2 separate regions of the Mus musculus genome follow, and region 1 is linked to region 2. Evidence: chromatin loops called from intact Hi-C (ENCODE). Cell type or tissue: left cerebral cortex. All regions are shown on one strand. Each heading gives the region's core, and the rest is flanking DNA. Links, peaks and the distances in the headings are about the cores only.

Evidence for each region. Peaks named below come from ENCODE experiments on the same cell type or tissue, not always from the same donor. Only the 100,000 strongest peaks of a DNase experiment are listed, where the experiment ranks them.
Region 1: it touches region 2 in a loop (2.0-fold over the local background); 1 of 42 quality-filtered maps calls a loop at or near these places.

Annotation. Positions count from the first base shown.
Region 1 is chrX:68,500,221-68,505,612 of GRCm38, reverse strand. It overlaps the pseudogene Gm6806. Among named protein-coding and RNA genes, the nearest start is that of Fmr1os, 180 kb to the left of the region's middle. In left cerebral cortex, for the core only: no CTCF peak of the experiment used is centred there; DNase peaks (open chromatin) are centred at 2,005 and 2,407.
Region 2 is chrX:68,555,167-68,560,558 of GRCm38, reverse strand. No RefSeq gene overlaps it. Among named protein-coding and RNA genes, the nearest start is that of Fmr1os, 120 kb to the left of the region's middle. In left cerebral cortex, for the core only: no CTCF peak of the experiment used is centred there; DNase peaks (open chromatin) are centred at 1,977 and 2,620.

The DNA of each region.
Region 1 (5,392 bases), core at 330-5,329, 55 kb after region 2:
GGATACAGACAATGTGGCACATTTACATAATTGAGTACTACACAACTATTAAAACAATGACTTTATGAAATTCTTAGACAAATGGATGGATCTGGAAGATATCATCCTGAGTGAGGTAACACATCCACAAAGGAACACACATGATATATACTCACTGTTAAGTTGATATTACCCCAGAAACTCAGAATATCCAAGATAAAATTCACAGACTACATGAAGCTCAAGAAGAAGGAAGACCAAAGTGTGGATACTTTGATCCTTCTTAGACGGGGGATCAAAATACCCATGGAAGGAGTTACAGAGACAAAGTGTGGAGCAGAAAGACTATCCCAAGACTGCCCCACCTGGGGATCCATCCCATAAACAACCACCAAACCCAGACACTATTGCTGATGCCAACAAGTGCTTGCTGACAGGAGCCTGATACAGTTGTCTGCTAGGAGGCTTTACCAGTGCCTGACAAAAACAGAAGTGGATGCTCACAGCCATCCATTGGAGAAAGCAGAGGGTCCCCATTGAAGGAGCTAGAGAAAGTATCCAAGGAGCTGAAGGGGTCTGCAGCCCCATAGTGAAAACTACATTTTAAAACACAGTCTTGGAGTAATAGTGCTACTGAGCAGAGGGGACATGCAACTAGTTTCCAATGATAAAAATTTGAGAGTATGCGATCCATCTAGTTTGTTTACTCCATTTCAAAGAGAAACTTATGGAAGGATTATTCTTCACACTTCACTTGTGCTCAACCCCTTACAGTTTGATGTCTGTTAACAAAATTCCTCTGTAAAGGATTTCACTTGTCAAAAAAATGATGCCTTCAGACTTTCTCCTCTCATCAGGCAGTGCACCTCTCATCTTTTGCTTCCCTGACACTCCATTAACTAATTTCTCATTTTTGACCCTCTTATAGAAACTTATCCTCTAATACCCCTGTTTTCTAACTGCACACATATTTTTCAACTTCAGGCTTTCATTTTTCATCTCTCTCTTGAACATACAAACTAAAGTTATTTTGAAATCCATATCTAAAAATAAATTCATGTTTGATTTGATCTTTGTTTAAAATATAATTATAAAGTATATTAGATAAAATTGAATGTGGACTAATGCACTATCCAAAGATTATTATAAAGTATTTTTTGAGCTTTTATATTTGTATCTATTCTTCATCTAACTTTTAAAACACTTCTATTGAGTGTTAAAACAAAAACATTAGCCAAGTAGTGAGCATAGGATTTTATACTTCCCTAACATTTCCTCCTTCCTAAAAAGTGCCACTCACTGGCCCCATTAAAGGGTTTGATACAGAGCACACCTCTGGGGTGGTGATCATCATCTTTATGTTTCTCTTTTATAATGGCAACATTTTTCCTGATTTGGATCAAAGTTCACTAGTTATAATTTATTTCTTTAGGCTCTTCTACTTCTTTCCTCTCTGCAAGGAGTTTTTCGAGCAGACAAAGAAAATCTTTCCAGGAAAGCTTAACTTAGAGTCAATGATTAGGCATCCATCTTCATGTGGTTAACAATATATTGCTGTACGTTCATTGTGCACACATTTTGTATCTCTGTGTTTGACATTATGATCTGGATTAGAAGTGAGGATTATGGTTTCCTGTTCAATGACAGATATTGGCTCCTGGAAGCCACTGAATGCTTCAACAAGCTGTAAGTTCCTGTATATGAAAAGGTCTTCTCAGCTTCAAGTAAAAACAGCATGGCTATTTTGATCTAGCACAGTAATAATATCTCCTGGCTTTAATCCTGATTTGTGGTCTCCTTTTCCATGGAATGTTATCTTCTGGCTGTCTTTCATGCCTTTGTCAGTATGAACTTCTAAAATCTTCTTCTCCCAGACTATCTTTCTTCCATTGCAGTTTTTAGAACTGTCATTAGGACTGGTCTGTTCTTCAAGATTCTGCCACTCCATGCACATAAACCAATTTTACTGAGCCATTTCTGGTCCCATCTGATGAATCTGAGAAGTCTGGAAATCTCAGCCATAAATGAATTTGCATGTCAGTACCTCTGAATTTCTGACAACATACTTCTACTCTTCCTTTCTTACCATTTCCATCTTCACTTTTGTTACCAATCACTTTCTTTTGCTGAGACAATTTTCTTATTGCGCTATTATATAAGTCTTCATGATTGTTGAGAGCCTACACATACCATTTTTATCATTTTAATGTTCTTTCCTCTAAAGAACATACCAAAGATGTCTATCCAGGAGCCAAAAGCATAGCCGCCTGTTCCATCTTCTTGAAGTGCTTGTTCTCCTACCTACTGTGTCACATAACCCCCTTTTCCCTTGGCATTAGAATCAGCAGGAAATTCACCAGTTTGAGAAATCTGTTTAGATTTTATGCCCTTATTTGAATTCTTATCAAGGTAGTGCTTCAAGGCCAGTCTCCTATAAGCTTTCTCACATCTTCTTGGATAACTTTGGGTTTGACACCTCCCATACACTCTAGTAAGTAGTTTCTTTCTTTCTTTTTTTATTGTCAGTGAGTAGGCTGGCACCAGAGAGAAGTAGAAAGCAAAACATAGGAGGATGCATCCTGAGCAGCTATTCAATGTTCCTCAGCCTCTCGCTGAGAAGTCTGGAAATCTCAGCCATAAATGATTTTAAGAGTGATAAGGGTATTACAGATTAATAAGTAAAATATTTTTAGATGTAGGAGATAAATGTGGAAATACTGATGTAGAAAGTGTCATGATGGCGGGAACTCATGTTTTAAAAGTTTATAAAAAATAAACACACAAAAGAAAGCAGGTAAAATAAAATATTGAATATTAATTTAAGAGTTCCATTAACAATTTTTCATTATATCACTATGCAGTTTTCATAACATTTGGAAAATATAATAGTAAATAATTAATCAAGAAAGTTCATAACCTTACTATCAGTCCCAGACCATTTTCACTTCCTCACTGGTAGCATATTTGATAGTGTAGTGAACTGTTTAGAACTCCTAGTCTAGGAGCCAGTTGTCTCATCAGTTGTCCTATGTAACTGGGCAGATATTTGCTGATTCATCCATTTTTTGACATTTATATTTGAACTCGGAGGATCCTATAACAGCTGAAGGTATATGTTCCAAGACATAGAAGCATTAGTTTCCATGTTGTATGTCATATTAAGTTTTGCCATAAACCAAAAATACAGTAAAAGAGCTAAGAAGGCCATAGGTAGAGAGTAGAAGGTTCCTGTTATACAATACTTTTCATGATAATTTCTATGTGAATCATAGGATTTTTGTTGTTGTTGCTGAGCTAATACCATCTCCATGGCTGCAAGTATTTGCTAAGTTCAGAGAAAATTCTGCTAAATAGAAAATGATCTCAACTTTCTTTGTAAATATTTAATACATCTTTAATGGGTTCTGACTTTTGGCTACTATTATGAGATGCTTTCTTTAACATAGACGTTTATGGAACAAACCTTGTCAAATTGTATTTATAACTTTTTGGCCTTGACAGTTTTGTTCTTCCTTAAAGTATATATTTATTTTTTTTTTTATTTTATGTGTATGTGCGAATGCCTTCATATATTCATGTACATCATGCCTGGTATCTGGAAAAACCAGAAGAGAACACTGGGTCCCTGGAACTGTCAGTTCTGAGTCCTACAACAAGGCTGCTGGAAACCAAACTTGGCTTCTCTACAAAAGCAGCAAATACTCATAACTATTGAGCCATCTCTTTGGCTCAACTGAGTCAGTTTTAAGTAATGCAAAGTAATAGACTTTATTGATACCACACTACTAATATTCATAATATATCAATCAAATTAAAAAGGTGGCAGATGGATGGAACTAGAAAATATCATCCTGAGTGATGTAACTCAAACCCAAAGGGACATCCATGTTATATACTCACTGATAAGTGGATATTAGCCAAAAAGTTCAGAATACCCATGATACAGGTCACAAACCTTATGAAGTTTAACAAGAAGGAAGGCCCAAGAGTGTGTGCTTCAATGCCACTTAGGGAGAACAAAATAATCACAGGAGGCAGAGGGAGTAAAGACCTGGAGGGGAGAGGGAGGAGAGAAGGCGGGTGGGTTCAGGTATAGAATGACACAGAAGAGAAGCCAGCAGTCCAGGAGAATGAATAGAAATATGCAGCTGTGGAGGTGGGGTTGGGGGAAGGGGGAAACACTAGAAAGTCCCAGACACCAAAGATGTGGGAGGCTCTATGACCCAATGGGGATGACAGCCTAAATGCCCAGCAGTAGGGAGATGAAACCTGAAGAGAACACCTCCAGTAAATAGATAGACATGGCCCCCAGTTAGGGATGGGGCCACCCACCGATCTTAAAATTTTTGACACAGAATTGTACCTGTCTAAAGGAAATGTAGGGACAAAAATGGAGTAGAGACAGAAGGATAGCCCTCCAGATACTGCCCCAACTTGGGGTCCATTCCATGCGCAGGCACCAAACCCTGACATTATTGTTGATGCCATGATGTGTTTACAGACTGGAGCCTAGAATGACTGGCTGTCCTCTGAGAGGCTCTACCAGCACCACACTGAGCCTGAAGACCCCTATGGAAGAGTTAGCATAAGACTGAAGTTACTGAAAGGGTTAGCAACTCCATAGGAAGAACAACAAAACAGTATAAACTAACTGGACCCCTCAAAGTTCCCAGGAACTAAGCCATCAAGCAAAGAACATACATGGGCTGGTCTGTGGCCCCTGCTACATATATAGCAGAGGACTGCCTTGTCTGGCCTCAGTAGGAGGAGATATACTTGGTCCCATGGAGGCTTGATGCCCCAGAGAAGAGGGATTCTAGAGAGGTGAGGTGGGAGTGGGTGGGTGGATGAAGGGTACCCTCTTAGAGGTGAAGGGGAAAGGGGATGGGGTGGGGGAATCATAAAGGGGGACCAGGAAGGGAGACAACATTTGAAATGTAAATAAATAAAATAAAAATTTAAAAAGCCCTTTAAAAGAAAATGTATGTATTAGTGTCTTTTGGAAAAATTAATTTTGTATAAAAATCACTAAACGTTTTACAAGGTGAAGTTTTGTCAATCTCTTTATTTAAGATTCAGATTAAGATTTTAGCTTACTTTAAACAAGATACACCAAGACGCATTTGATGAATGATTCATAAGGATTTCATATGAATTTCATATGAGTTTTATATGACTCCTAGGTGGGCTTCAAAGTGAGTTTTTTTTAAATGATTAAAAGTACATAAAATATAGTTCAAGATAGACATCAAATTTAGAAAACATATATTGGTATTTGAATACTTCTGTCATGAATTTAGCTTCTTAAAATGGATTTAAAATATAATTAGGAACAGATAAAATATTTGTAAATTTAAAAAGTGTATGGGATAGACAGAAGGCTCAGCAGTAAAGAACAGACACTGCTTTTACA
Region 2 (5,392 bases), core at 68-5,067:
AAATGTTTAATTTACATACGTTTAGAACTCATAAAAAGGGAGGAAGATCAGACACTAGGAAATGAAAGTTAGCAATATGAGAGAAAAATGTTTGTGTCAGCACATATCAATTATATAGTTATGGGTTTCTTTATGAAAATTTTTGTTCTAATTCTGTATGTTTCCTATAAATGATATAATTCTGTTCTTTTAATGAATGAGTAATACTCCTTTGTCATTCTGACAATTATATTGTGATTGGCATCTAAGCTTATTTCATTTATTGGCTATTATATATAGTACAACAATAATAATTATGGGTATCTTAGTATCTCAATTGTATGGTGATTTTGATTCCTTCAGGTATATTCTTAGCATGATATCACTGTATCATATAGCAGTTCTATATTTAGTTTTAAAAGGAATATCCATACTAATTCCCATAGCAGTTGAACTCATTTATTTGCTTTCCTACCAACAGTGTATAAGTTTCTTCTCCTACTAATTGTCAGTAACATGTTCTTATTTTCTTGCTTAGGGTGAAATGATATATTAATATGCTTTTAGTTGATATTTTCCCTAATAGCTGAAGATGAATTTTTAAAAGATTATTAGCTATTTATACTTCTTTGGTAAGAATCTTTTAAATGTTTGTGTTCATTTATTGATTGAACATCTTGTTCTTTTGGTGCTAATCATTTTTAGTTCTTTATATATCCAGGATGTTAATCCTCTACTGAACCATAACACAATAAATGCTAAGTTTAAAAAATTTATAGTTAGCATTGTTCTGAATGGGGACAAACTGAAAGCATTTCTCCCAAATTCAGAAAGTAAGTAAGGATACTATTCTTCCCACTCTTATTCAATACAACACAGTTATTTTTAACCACAGCAATTATGTACGAGAAAGAAATAAAAAGGATACTAACAGGAAAATAACTTGATACTATGTCTACTTGTAAATGATATGAGTTTGTAAACATTAATTACAAACACACTGAGGAAAAAAAGTCAGAAAAGCAACCACGCAACCTCATCAATTATAGATTATAGTCTCAAACACACACACACACACTGAGGAATAAACTTATCTGAGTCAAAGACCTCTATAGTGGGGTCTGGAGAGATGGCGCAGTGGTTAAGAGCACTGACTGCTCTTTCAGAGATCCTGAGTTCAATTCCCAACAACCACATGGTGGCTTAAAACCATCTATCATAGGATCTGATGCCTTTTTTTTGGTCTGTAGAAGACAACAACAATGGACTCATATACAAACAAACAACCCACTCCCCAAACAAAACAAAACAAAACAAAACAAAACAAAACAAAACAAAACACCTCTACAGTGAAACTTACAAAATAAGAAATAAATTGAAGATGATAGTACATGTTGAAGAGGCTGTCCATGCTCATAGGTTGGAAGAATTAAAAATGTGACAATGAGTGTATTATAAAAATTTACTGAGCTTCTATGTAATATTCACTCAAATTCCAATGGTTTTCGGTGTTGAAATAGACAAGAATAATCCTAAAATGTATATAGAGACATTAAAGATCCTAAATAGCCCAAACCATCCTAGACACAAAGAATAGTGCTGGAGACAGCACAGTACCTGATTCCAAATTATCCCCCAGAGCCTGAGGAATGAGAAGGACATAACATTGAGATAAATAAATGCAAGAGACTCCTGAAGCCAAATGAAAAAAAAAATCAGTATTCTGAGAAGGGAACATTGGAAAACAACCGTGTTTGAAATAGAATAGAAAAGGAAACAATGAAAGTAAATCAAAGTGGTCCAAGAGTTCAAAGAAAATCCAATGCTATAAAGTGTTCTGGAGGCTCAAAGAAGACATGAAAGCATGAGCATCTTGTCAGCAGAGACAGAAGCTTCAGAAGTGTGTGGGAAGATGAGGAATGACATACTAACTTTGGATTTTGCTTAACTCATAGACTTTCAGAGAATTGATTTGGTGAAAAGAACTATGTAAGCCAGGCTTTTACTCACAGATGCTAGATTATATGGCCAAGATAAGGAAGTTTGATTGCTTGCAATGTCAATAAGACACATTGAGTGAATGATGGCAGACTTCTGAAACTATATGTGTATTCAAGGTGCAAGAAATCTCCCCTTATCAAAAGTTTCTTGTGCAACTGGCATACACAGATGTGCTGCACAAAGCAATTGAATTGAGTGTCTGTGTAAGAAGACTGGCCCTGACAAACATCCCTCTTCCAAGAAACTCCTACATTTCAGAAATCTTGAGCTGTGTTCATTTTGTAATATTGTGAACTATTGCTTGGGGCCTTCACATGTTTATTGCATCTACTGGAAATAGCTGATTTTCTAATCTGCCTTGCTCAATGGCCAAATGGGTCAGATTGCATTGTGCTGGTCACTTGAGAACAAGAAAGAATCAGTTGGGTCATAGAAAAGCAGACAGCATAAACTGCCATTATGCAGCATAAATTAAAGTTGCAGAAGTTATGAGGAAATGATCACATGGGAGGCATAAGACAGCTGAATTTATATCCCAAACTCAGATATTTTCCTGGCTTTAAAATTGGAATGTCTGAAGACTGTCTGAATATTTCTCCAGAGAGTCAAACCGGGACTGATGGGGTGGGAAGGCGGGGGAGTTACAGGGAAGCAGAATTTTGCCTTACCATATGGAAGAGCTTTTAGGCTTCTAGGACACACTATTCCAGGAATTGCTTAAGCATACTAATTGGAAAGCTAGTGGTGACTTAAGCTTTGGTGTGCTCATAGAGAGCCAAGCATAAGAAGAACATGGGGCTGGGAGTTGGGGTTATTAGCTAAACAAGGTTATCCACATTTCTCTGGGCCCATTTCCTTGTTTGTAATTTGAAGACATTATATTAAATGACCCTGGAAGGCCCTACAGCTCTTATAATCTAAGATTCAATTTTGTTAGCAAGACACAGTAGTATAATGCTTGGGGGGAAGAGGAGTGCAGCAGTTGGATTCTAATATTTCATCCTTTTTCTTTTTTTTCCATTTTTTATTAGGTATTTAGCTCATTTACATTTCCAATGCTATACCAAAAGTCCCCCATACCCACCCACCCCCACTCCCCTGCCCACCCACTCCCCCTTTTTGGCCCTGGTATTCCCCTGTACTGGGGCATATAAAGTTTGCGTGTCCAATGGGCCTCTCTTTCCAGTGATGGCCGACTAGGCCATCTTTTGATACATATGCAGCTAGAGTCAAGAGCTCCGGGGTACTGGTTAGTTCATAATGTTGTTCCACCTATAGGGTTGCAGATCCCTTTAGCTCCTTGGCTACTTTCTCTAGCTCCTCCATTGGGAGCCCTGTGATTCATCCATTAGCTGACTGTGAGCATCCACTTCTGTGTTTGCTAGGCCCCGGCATAGTCTCACAAGAGACAGCTACATCTGGGTCCTTTCGAAAAAATCTTGCTAGTGTATGCAATGGTGTCAGCGTTTGGATGCTGATTATGGGGTGGATCCCTGGATATGGCAGTCTCTACATGGTCCATCCTTTCATCTCAGCTCCAAATTTTGTCTCTGTAACTCCTTCCATGGGTGTTTTGTTCCCAATTCTAAGGAGGGGCATAGTGTCCACACTTCAGTCTTCATTCTTCTTGAGTTTCATGTGTTTAGCAAATTGTATCTTATATCTTGGGAATCCTAGGTTTGGGGCTAATATCCACTTATCAGTGAGTACATATTGTGTGAGTTCCTTTGTGACTGTGTTACCTCACTCAGGATGATGCCCTCCAGGTCCATCCATTTGGCTAGGAATTTCATAAATTCATTCTTTTTAATAGCTGAGTAGTACTCCATTGTGTAGATGTACCACATTTTCTGTATCCATTCCTCTGTTGAGGGGCATCTGGGTTCTTTCCAGCTTCTGGCTATTATAAATAAGGCTGCTATGAACATAGTGGAGCATGTGTCCTTCTTACCAGTTGGGGCATCTTCTGGATATATGCCCAGGAAAGGTATTGCTGGATCCTCCGGTAGTACTATGTCCAATTTTCTGAGGAACCGCCAGACTGATTTCCAGAGTGGTTGTACAAGCCTGCAATCCCACCAACAATGGAGGAGTGTTCCTCTTTCTCCACATCCACGCCAGCATCTGCTGTCACCTGAATTTTTGATCTTAGCCATTTTGACTGGTGTAAGGTGGAATCTCAGGGTTGTTTTGATTTGCATTTCCCTGATGATTAAGGATGTTGAACATTTTTTCAGGTGCTTCTCTGCCATTCGATCTTTGAAGAAAGAAATTAAAGAAGATCTCAGAAGATGGAAAGATCTCCCATGCTCATGGATTGGCAGAATAAACATTGTAAAAATGGCTATCTTGCCAAAAGCAATCTACAGATTCAATGCAATCCCCATCAAAATTCCAACTCAATTCTTCAATGAATTAGAAGGAGCAATTTGCAAATTCATCTGGAATAACAAAAAACCTAGGATTGCAAAAAGTCTTCTCAAGGATAAAAGAACCTCTGGTGGAATCACCATGCCTGACCTAAAGCTTTACTACAGAGCAATTGTGATAAAAACTGCATGGTACTGGTATAGAGACAGACAAGTAGACCAATGGAATAGAATTGAAGACCCAGAAATGAACCCACACACCTATGGTCACTTGATCTTCGACAAGGGAGCTAAAACCATCCAGTGGAAGAAAGACAGCATTTTCAACAATTGGTGCTGGCACAACTGGTTGTTTTCATCCTTTTTCTTAAGAGGAACTTTTATGGGAGAGACTTTCTGTAACTCTTTTCCATTAAAGCCTCAAAAACAAGGAATTTTCATAGGATAATGGAAAATTCTTTTTCTGTGTGTATGTGTGTCTGTGTGTGTGTGTGTGTGTGAAAGGTGAAGACTGATGAAAACAATAAGAAATAGGGAAGACCACAGACTTGAAGAACATCCGGGTTGGAATGCCTGCGACTCTTCTTGGCTATAACCTTGGCCAACTTGCTTACTTCTAAAGAGCCTAAGTTTACGTATTGGAACACTTGAGAGGATAACCATACCTACATGTCAAAGTTTTAGAAGAACCAATGAAGACCTGTACATTATTTTCATTTCATTTTGGGGGTGTGTTGGGGGCAGATAAATAACATATGAAGTACCTTCTTTTGTTCAAAATAAAATTAAGGAACTTCCCTATCTGTTTTTTAAAATATTAAAGGAAGTACATGAGAGAGAGAGAGAGGTGGGGGAGGGAGAAAGGGAGGGAGGGAGAGAGAGAGAGAGAGAGAGAGAGAGAGAGAGAGAGAGAGAGAGAGAGAGAGAGAGGCAGAGAGATTCTAACAGCTGTTGAGGGCAATTCCTCCTTCAGATTTCAAGCTTCACACTTGCAACTGCAGGTCCTTTGCTTTGCATCTGTATTCTGAAATCTTGCTAAACTT